2 separate regions of the Homo sapiens genome follow, and region 2 is linked to region 1. The links are chromatin loops, found by intact Hi-C in ENCODE. Cell type or tissue: Caco-2. All regions are shown on one strand. Links, peaks and the distances in the headings refer to the core of each region. The heading gives the core; the rest is flanking DNA.

Region 1 (5,383 bases), core at 215-5,214:
TTATCTTTCAACTTTCTCACTTGGTTTCCAATTTCACCTACCACATCTTTATTTTCTATTTTTTTTTTTTGTCCCGTGAGTATTTCTTTGATATAAGACCCTCTTCTTGTGTTGTGGGTGCAGTGTCCTCTCTTGTCTCTCTGAGGTAATTATTGTTCTCTTCTTCTGTCCCAGTAGCCTCTGCTTTGGCAGACTGCTCTTTTTCTGTTGCTTGACTTCTGGTCATTGCTGTGACATATTCTCCCTGAGCACCTTGTCTGATGATCTTGAGTGGGCCACTAAGGGCTGACTGGAGGCTCTGCTGGGCTTCCACCCAGGGCCTGCACTGGAAGCTGGTCAGGCAGGCCATTTCCTTAGGAGTCCCAGCATCAGTTTCATCTGCTGGTGAGTGTCTCTAGACAAGACACCTCTAATCCCCTGCCTGGAGGGTAAATGGCTATTTTCCAGGGCCCCCATCCTACAGTGGGAAGGAGATTGGAGTTTTGAGCATTTACTCACTGTCTGACTTCCATACCCTTCCTTCAGCATGGTTGGTGCCCAAGTTCAGACAGCCTCAGGTTACTTTCTCCAGAAAATAAACTTCCTGTCTGCTGCTGCTGAACTTAGCCACTCCTTAAGGAAGGCTTTCATCCAGTCCTCTCTCACCCCCACTGATAGAAATGCACTTCCTCCAGTTGGTAAGGGTTTCCGTGTGGGAGGAGAGGGGTACCACAGTGTAAATAAGATCATTTCTCAGCTGTTGTCACTGCCAGCTAAGGGTGTCATTTTCTTCATCTGCTAAGTCAAGTACCACTTTTCTATTTGATTTCCAACTTCCAGTCTCTTCTTCAATGCTCTCTGTCTTCGTAAGATTTACAGTCATTGTGGTGGGAAATCCACGATGAACAAAGGTCACAATTTTAAATAAAGAAAGGATCCATGTGAATGATGCTTCATTTGCCCTGTGCTCCACATGGCTCAGCATGGCGCTGGTCCAGTCCATGACCTTGCTCCAGAAGTCCTGACCATCTTGGTATTTTCATAATCACATCAGTCAGTAAAGGTCGCAAGAGGCTGAGAATTGTATTTTCAATTGTCCATCATGCAAAGTACTTAAACATTCCAGAAATGAAGGTTAAATCTAGTCTGGTCTAAAGCATTTTTGGACAGAAAGTTAAACTAATTTGCATGTGGTAGATCAATGTGTCCAGGATGGATGGATGCATCTATGTGTCCTACAAGTAATATTTCTTTCATCACAATCAACACCTTTTTGAAAGACTTTAGAGAGTTAAACAACATATGCATATGTTGGCAAGACAAAGAAGGAAGCCCTGACATGGGTGTTTTTAAATCTGTAGGGACATTTGGAGTGTACTGAGGGATTAGTCAATAGCAAGGCAGCTCCCACACCCAGATGAAACACGACATAGTTCAGGTTTTCTACCAGGATTTACATCAGAAATTTTCTCACAATGTCCCAACTTTAGCAGTTTAGTGTAATCCACTCCAGGCTGAACTCAGACACCTCAGCTTTGATTTGGAAACTGCTGTGCAAATCCAAATCCTCCTTCTCCTCCACTTAACCTTGAGGCCATTTAACTGTACATTTCTGGATCAAGTGAAGTAAGTGGCAAGCTATAGTTGACTCCAAAACATCCTAAGAGTTCCAGAAATCTCATCATCTGACATCTCTCAGTAATTACTTGATTCTTCTAGAAAAATTATATTGTCCTTCAAATAAATTGTGCTTCAGTCTTCCCTACACAGTGGCCATATTCCTGGGCATTCTTTCATGGAAATCTCCACTCTCTGGGGGACTTTCCCTGCCTTACACTCCAATTAAATAGGTCGCATTCAAATGCAGGAGTGTTGATCTCATGGGGATGTTATAGAGATAAGCTCAGGTTTCCACCTGTCCTTTGAGACCCAAGAGGAAAGACACTCTAACATTTCAAGGTAATATTATGTTTTCTTTAGAAACATATTGGACAATTAAGGAAGGGGTCCCTTGAAAAAAATATGAGGGTGCTTGACTGGCATTCTATGTTTTCTGAGGGAACTGGTAACCTACTTTTGCTCAGCTCTTCGAAGGGAGTGAGAGTGTGTGTGTGAGTGTGTGTGTGTGTACATGCTCCTCACCAGCTATGAATTTTATTAGTAAGGTGCCAGGTAAGAACAAGGCATCATTATGAAGAGAAGCATTACCTCACAGCTCAGAGCCTCTAATGAGACCACACCCGCAGGACTTTGTTCTGTCTCAGGAAGCTTAGTTACAGAAAGATGAGGTAACTGGAGGGATGGCAGGGGAATGGAAAACAATACAGAGATACAGCAAATAAAAGCTTCCAGAACACAGAAAAATCTCAAGAAAACAACTCTCCCCATCTTTGATCATTTATCAATTATTCAGTCAGAGTCTAAAATGTTCAAGGCTCCACACTTAAGAGAATTCAAAGGTGAGTGAGATCCAGTCCCTTCCCTGGAAGCACTTAACATACATACAATCTATGGCCAGAGTGGTTGTAATATGCAAGCATCTCAAACTTTTCCAGCTATTACACCTACGGAGGAGTGGGGTGTTGCTTCATTAGAAATATTGATTAATTTCCAGAGCTCCTATTATATAAACATGGCATCATCAAGCTAGATAAACAGATATTAAACAAGCAAGCACTCCTATCTTCTATCAACACAAAATTTTAATTGAGAAGCGAAGCAAAGCCTGAGATAAAGTAGTCATTGTGAGTTCAAACACCTGGAAATGGTACAGAGAAATGCAAAACTCTAAATAAGGGAAAAAGAAGTAAGCAAAGAGAAATCGGCTCTCTGAGCAAAATCCCTTATTTGTGAAATGCAGAAACAGTTATAAACGTACTACAGTCATGGGATTAGAAATGGCAAACAATGACCATGTGAAATATATTAAGTTGTGGTATCCAAGAAAATAGAGGAAACAGCCTGCAGCCATAAAGTCGTGCTACCTCAACTGTGCTGTGCTTGATGGGTTTATTAGATTTCTATGGTGGCTGGAACAAATTATCACAAATGTCGTGGCTTGAAACAACATGAATTTATCATGTTCTATTCCAGCAGGTCAGAAGTCCACAGAGGTCTCACCAGGCTAGAATCAAGGTGTTTGTAGGATGGCCTTCCTTCCTGGAGGATCCGGGGAGAATCTGTTTGCTGGTCTTTCCCAGCTTCTAGGGGCCACCACATTGCTGGGCTCATGGTCCCTTCCTCGATCTTCAAAGCCAGTAATGTAAGGCCAAGTCCTTCTCACATTGCGTTGCTCTGACCTTCTTTGCCTCCTTCTTCCACTTTTAAGGACCCTTATGATTACACTGTTCCTCAACCCCAACAATTCAGGATCATCTCCTTATTAAGGTCAGTTGATGAGCAGCCTTAATTCCTCTTTGTCAGGTGCTATGGGTCCAGTTGCATCTCCCCCCCACCCCCGGCCAAAAGAAAAGAAGTCCTAACCCCCCACCTAGTGCCACAGAATGGGACCTTATTTGGAAATAGGGCCACTGAGATGTAATTAGTCAGGATGAGATCATACTAGAGTAGGGTGAGCCCCTTAACCAGTATGACTGGTGTCTTTTCTCTATCGTTTTTTAGAGATAGGTTCTAACTCTGTTGCCCAGAGTGTTGCCTGGAGTGCAATGGCATGATGATAGCTCACTACAGCTGCGGACTCCTGGGCTCAAGGGATCCTCCCACCTCAGCCTCCCAAGTAGCTGGGACTGCAGGAGCATGCCATCACACCCAGCTAATTTTTTCATTTTTTTTGTAGAGACATGGTCTCACTATGTCTCCCAGGCTGGTCTCAAAACTCCTGACCTCAAGATCCTCCTGCCTCAGTCTCTCAAGCTGCTGGAATTACAAGTATGAGCCATCATGCCTGGCCAACTGGTGTCCTTATAAGTACACAGCCATGTGAAGACCCAGACACACAGGGAGAATGCCATATGGAGACACTAGCAAAGACTGGCATGATGCATTGATGAGCCAAGAAACTCCTGGAATGATCAGCATGAAAGGAGGCAAGAAAGATCCCCACTTAGAAACTTCAGAGGGAGCTTGATCCTACTATACTTTGATTTTAGACTTTCAGCTTTCAGAACTGTGAGACAATAAATTTCTCTTGTTTTAAGCCAACAAGCTGGTGGTACTTTGTTACAGCAGCCAAGGGAAACTAATAAACCTGTAAGGTAGCATATTCACAGGTTTCAAGGTGGACATCTTGTGGGGAGGAAGAGGTATTATTCTGCCTACCATGATAGCCTTAAGGGGATTTTGCATTTTAGTAATTTCCAATGAGAAGAAGTAGAAGGATGTTTGGAGATAATTCTCCATGGGTCTCAGGTTTTTGCACGTCTTGAGAGTGGAAGTGTTTGATGCCTTTGTTCCAGACTATATTTTAAGAATGTTTGTACATCAATAGCCTTGATATATGGGGATAATATCTATCCCTGGAACAAAAAGATTTTTTTAAAATTTTTTGTTTTGTTTTGATTTGGTTTGGTGGTTGTTGTTGTTATTTTTACTGTCAGTGTAATAAGGAAATGTCTCTCTCCAAGGTTACAGTCAGGCAGGCATACTGTCTGTTAGAAAAGACTTAGGTTCCCTAAGCACGAGGCTCCTCTTCTACAGCACAACCCACAACGGTGCAGGTGCCACCATCACCCTGAGGGATGACTTTGGAAACTGGTGCAAGTGCTGACACCCTAGCTGCTGTTGTGGCTGTGAGTTGCAAACTGTCCTCTGCCTCTATCCCAGGCGTCTTGTGTCTTCTGCCAGCATTCTCGAAACTGTGCCAGTTAACAGGTTAACTTGCAAGGAGTGTCAATCTCAGGCCCTTCCCAGTTCTTGACAAAGAGAAATTCAGGTATAAAATACAGAAAGTGAGCGAGAAATTGCAGTGAGTCGTCACTGAACAATTCATCATGCAGGTTAAACAAACCAGGACTTCTGCTTACCTACTTTCTGCCTTATTTGCTAACCCCAGTAGTTCTCCAAGTGAGGGGGTCCCTGGACCTGGGTCCTCAGCGGCACATGGGAAGCTGTCAGAAGTGCACACCTGGGGGCCACACCTCAAGTTTATTGAATTGAAAACTTGGGGTGGGGTGCAGGCCTCTGTATTCTAACAGGCCCTCCAGGGTGCTGAGCATGCAGCTCGAGAACCACTGGCCTGCCTGGAGGTCCAATCCCAGCACCTGTAGGTTCCTGGGTGTGTGGGTGCCCATGGACAGTTGTCATGGGGACCCTGAAGCCCAGGACATGAGAGGCCAGAGGAGAGTCCTTGCCCATCCACTCTCTGTGGCTGCTCTATCTCCACTTCAGTGGTGCAGGGTGGGGTTTTCTGTGTTTTCCATACCTTCTCCCTCTCCGCCATCATTCC
Region 2 (5,383 bases), core at 206-5,205, 130 kb before region 1:
ATCTCCCCCATTTCCTCTAAATAGCCTGGGTGTCCCCCACATTGGCAGCCTTCTTTCAGGCTGTCAGGCTTCCCTAATGCCAAGTGCCACCTCCCTCATCTTCTTACATGTTTGTCAATGAAAGGACTGAAGACACACAAAGGTAAATATCACCAAATGATAGAAGCTGTGCCATGGTATGGGCTTCTGATTGTCTTCTGCATTTTTGAGGAATTCTGTAGTTGAGTTACATTGTTCAAACATCATATTTACCTATTGAAAGTACATTATTTTTCTTTCCTTCCAAATTAACTGCAGAGAGCTTGATTGTAACAGTCTGACCTGGCTGTTGGCTTTTTAGTTGACATACACCTGCTAGAGATTTGTGTTATAATGAAAGTACCGCTGGGATTGTCTTCCTTCGACCTCCACTGAAATGCTGGGGATTTAACGTTCTGATGGCATTTGGAGATGAGCCAACTCATAAACGAATCGAAAATGATAGTTGTGTGTTTTCTGCAAAATGAAACCTTGAGCTCTTAGACAGAAAGGTCCATTCCCCCAAGCAGAGCTTAAGAGGTTGTGACGGATTTGTTTCTGAGCATATGGTAAAAAGAGAAGTCTGAGCCCCAACTTGTTTACCTGTCTGGTGGCTGGTTGGGACCCAGGGTGGTAGGTGGGTCTGGGGGAAAATGTGCATGAGAACATGTCAAAGGGAGTGTGACAGAACTCCAGGGTGTCTAGGATGAGTCGTCCTGGCTTCAAATTCTTGCCCTCTGTGACCCAAGACACATTTCTTAATATTTGGCCCTCTGTGTCTTTATTTTAAAACTAGGGGTAATACAAACTGTCATCGGGCTTGTGCATGTGTGCAAGGACTTTGAGCATTTGGAACACAGGTGTGCCTGACCCATTATGCTCACAGTAAATATTAATTTCCCTTCTTATCGTTGGAATATTATATACTATTTGACGTGTTATTGATACAAGAAATCCATACCCTGAGGTGGTTTGTAAAAGATTTTGTTGATATCAGAGATGCTTAACACTCACCTGGTTCTCAAATAACCGGGCTGAATGTTTGTATGATGACAACTGATAGTTACAGAATGCAAGCTGGGAGCCTCGGCACCTTGTGTCTATTTACCTGACAGTCCGAGGAGGTGAGAATGGAGGTGAACATCCCCCTCTAACAGTGAGGAAGAAATCAGGGAGACTTGAGCAAAATGGCCAGATGTGAGCTGGTGAGGTGCTTGGACCCTGACATGGCACAGTCTATAACCAGGAGAGACAGGTTTTGGAGAGGCTGCCCGGGCTCTCCCTACTGCACCATGCTACCCTCCTGCGAATGCCCATCCGTTCATATTACCTCTGTCTTTGTGGATGTGAAAGTCCCTATCAAAGGACACCCAGTTCCTAAATATACAAGTAGCCTCTGCTGAGTCAGCCCTGTTGACTAGGCACATGCAAAGATCTTAATTCACTGTGACTGTAACACAGCTATTTTCACCCTTCCTGTTTGACTATTAGACTCACAGTGACATTGCAAACACATGGCACAACTGAAATAAAGCATTCCTGGAAGCTAGCTTTGCAGCAGGATTGTCAGGACAAGTATTGTGTATCCAAAGGTCCTCTCCTCTGTTCTGTTGAGCCCCAGCCCTACGGAGTGACCCCAGAAAATGCTTTCCTTCCAATTTCATCATTTACGGTCTCTGCCAAGCACCTCGCCAGCTCACATCTGGCCACTTTGCTCAAGCAGCATGGGTGAGTCAATACCTTGAATCATTCAACAGAGGCATGTCAGGATGTCAAAGTCAGCTCCTGCTCTGCTGGAAGGTGTTAAATTTCAGTGCATTTCTGTAAAGACCTCCTCAGGTCTGTATGGTTTTGAAATATCAAGACCCCATATTCATCTCTTTTACCACTGTTGACATCTGACCCACTAAAAATTGCCTCTGAATCTTGTTCAAACATTTGAACTTCTCTATCTTATTGTTTCTGATGCTCAAGAGAATGTCAACGAACAGCAGGAATCTGATGGCTCTATCAGTAGTCCCTATGCATTGTCTCCTTGGCTAGGGATCCCTCTTAAGCTCTGTGCATGAACAAAAGCAAAATCTGTGTCCAGAAATTCCAGCATGAGTACACACAGGAAAAGACCACAGGAGAGTGTTTGCTGATGAAACTGGCATTCCTCAAACATGGAAGGTGGTATCTATTCAATAAATGCCAGATGCCTGAGGTAACTCGCTGCAGGAAGTGACAGCTGGGGTGGGGAAGGAGGAGGAGGAAAATTGGCTAAATTAAAATTTAGATCAGCGTTAACACTCTTACCCGTGTGAAACTCGCAATGCAATCTTAAATGAGCTAAAATTCTTTGGGATCAAAATACTGTCTGGCCAGCATTTGTATCACACTACCTGTGTTGCACTCCCTGCCATTCCCATCTGCTCTGCTTGGTACCCAAATGCAGTGAACAGCAGATGACTCACTGCTCCCCCTTGACAGGGGAATCATCTCTCCAGGGCCTTTCACACTTGGTGGCCACTGGAACCCCCAGGGGGGTGGGGTGCTTATTAGAGGCAGATGCTGGGCTGGACATGGTGGCTCATGCCTATAATCCCACCACTTTGGGAGGTTGAGGTGGGTGAATCACTTGAGCCCAGGAGTTGGAGAGCAGCCTGGGCAACTTGGTGAAACACCATCTCTACAAAATACATAAAAATGAGCTGGTATGGTGGTGTGCACCTGAAGTCCTAGCTACTTGGAAGGCTGAGGTGGGAGGATCAATTAAGCCTGGGAGGTCAAGGCTTCAGTAAACTGTGATTGAGCCACCATACTCCAGCCACACTCCACGACACTCCAGCCACCACACTCCAGCAAAACTCTGTCTCAGACACACACACACACACACACACACACACACACACACACCCCAAAAAGCCAAAGACAGATGCTGGGCCAAGCCCCTGCATGTCTAAATCAAAATGCTGGGGCGAAGCCTGAGAATTTGCTTTTTTGGTAATTCCTTGGAGATGCTGATGCTGCTGGCCCACAGGCCACACTTTGAGAACCACTGGTCCATGTAAGCATAGACTGTGAATTTCTTTTACCTTTTGTAAATCCAGTAGCACTTGATTAAAGGTGGGAAAGAAATTGGCTTTGGAATCAGAGAAACCTGGGCTAGAATCCCAGCCCTGCCAATTACCAGCTGTGTAAACTAGAGAAATCACTTAATCACTAGGAGTGTCTGATTCTTTATCTGTAAGATTTAGATAATAAAAATCACCTGACAGAGTTGTTGCAAGGATACAAAGTCTGCCTAGATTACACAAATATTAGCTAATAAAATCTCTGCTACCCCAGACTTTGCTCTCCACATAAGCCTTGATTGCATATAATAAAGTCCAAATCACCAACCTTTTAAACATATCTCTATAATGCCCCCAAAAACAAGACTCTCTTTCTGGAACATTTGGATTCTGATTCATATTAATATTGCTTTTTGGCTTTGGGTACTATTTGACCAGACCATAACATGGGAGGCTATAGTTTTGTAATTGATTTTTGTCTTTTAAAAGAGAATATAAACCTAAACCACAATGGTAAATGGCCAGAATCGAGGTAGGACACACTGAGAATTTCATATCCAATATGTTAGCTGTTAAAGTTTGGTCTGAATGTTCTCAGTATCTCCTGGGTGACAAACGTGACAATGCCTCTGCGGTGAATTCTAGCTGATTCTGCTATTTGATAGTGTTGTACACAACTATATGGTAGACCTCCATTAAGCCTCCCCCAGATAATTTCCTCCTATAATAATTTCCAAAAGAAAACTGGGAACAGACCAGTGATGAGTCAATGCAGTGGCTAAGAACAGAGGCTCAGAAACAGCTGAATCTCTTCCTAGTGGTCCTCTGAGCTCAATCACATCCATGTTCCATGTAGTTAAACACCAGTCACCCAGTGAACTTTTGTCAGGTGATGTTTCATAGCAGGCTGTTCACAGTAGCCAAAGACTGGAAACAGCCCAAATGTCCATTGGTCTATACCCATAATGAAATATTCAGTCTTAAAGAGGAAGGAGATTCTGACACAGGCTACAACCTGGATGAACCTTGAGGACATTGCGCTAAGTGAAATAATCCAGTCACAGGATAACAAATAAGAGGTATGATTCCACCTATATGAGGTCCCTAGGACAGTCAGATTCATAGAGACAGAGAGTAGAATGGTAGCTGCCAGGGGCTGCGGGGAGGAGGGATGGAGAGTTAGGGTTGAACGTGTATGGTTTCAGTAGGGAAAAATGAGAAAGTTCTGGAGATTGATGGTGGTGATGGTTTCACAGTAATTTGAATGCACTTAATGCCATAAAACTGGAGAGTTAACAATGGTTAAGATGGCAAATTTTATGTTATGTATATTTCACTACAATAACAAGCAAAACAAAACAACTCAGGTTAAGTTCAGCTGCGGGTGGGGATACAGGAGTGATTGTCAGATAAAGTCTGAGAATGAAGAGAAGCTTCTACATTACTGTGTAACATGAGAGTTAATCCATCATGGCATCTGGAGGCTGCCTGAATGCCCCTTTAAATCTGTACTGCAAGCAAGTAACAGAAAGAAATAACTTATGTGAGGAAAGCATATTATTCTGATAAAACCAATAGGCCTATAATACGATGTAGGTATGTCAAGTAAGAGCCCCAGAAGTTTTACCAGTGTCTCTAAAACAGAAGGTAGCTGTTGAGAGGTGGTGGGAATTAAATCATTTATTTTCCCTTCGCAGTTCAGGCAACACTTTTCTTACATTCACCAGCAGATTCTATTCCATATAATTGAATCTGTGGGGAGTCTTTGGCTGTTCTATAAAATGACTTTTACTGATAAATTCATTTTGCAAAGATTGCAGAAGAAGGGTCTGCTCCCTACGTTCCCCTGTGTCCCTTCAGGCAGAATGAGCTCCTGGGCAGAGGCGGTGGGAACTTCAGAATCCCTCCCCTGCTTCTCAGCTGCGCTTTTCCTTTCGCATGTCCGGGTCTCGGGCTTTCCTTTCCTTGGTGCTCTTGCTAACTCATTCATATCTGGGTGCACATGAAGGCACAGGGAGATGCTAAACTCCATAGCTAGGGAAAGGACAGCGTAAGGCTGTCCTTTAGAATGTATTACAGAATTACTGAGGTGTGACAACACAAAAGAAGGGGAACGTTTCTGAGCACCTACGTGCTAGACGCTGTACAGACTTTCCTCACTTAATCCTCATCACATTTCTGGCAGGGCGCGGTGGCTCACGCCTGTAATTCCAGCACTTTTGGAGGCCAACGCAGGCGGATCATCTGAGGTCAGAAGTCCGAGACCAGCCTGGCCAACATGGCGAAACCCTGTTTCTACTAAAAATACA

Evidence for each region. Peaks named below come from ENCODE experiments on the same cell type or tissue, not always from the same donor. Only the 100,000 strongest peaks of a DNase experiment are listed, where the experiment ranks them.
Region 2: a loop joins it to region 1, with 4 times the contacts of the local background. A loop is called at or near these places in 3 of 110 quality-filtered maps.

The regions. Positions count from the first base shown.
Region 1 is chr2:105,579,916-105,585,298 of GRCh38, reverse strand. No RefSeq gene overlaps it. Among named protein-coding and RNA genes, the nearest start is that of LINC02946, 28 kb to the left of the region's middle. In Caco-2, for the core only: no CTCF peak of the experiment used is centred there; a DNase peak (open chromatin) is centred at 2,208.
Region 2 is chr2:105,709,468-105,714,850 of GRCh38, reverse strand. No RefSeq gene overlaps it. Among named protein-coding and RNA genes, the nearest start is that of NCK2, 33 kb to the left of the region's middle. In Caco-2, for the core only: no CTCF peak of the experiment used is centred there; a DNase peak (open chromatin) is centred at 2,160.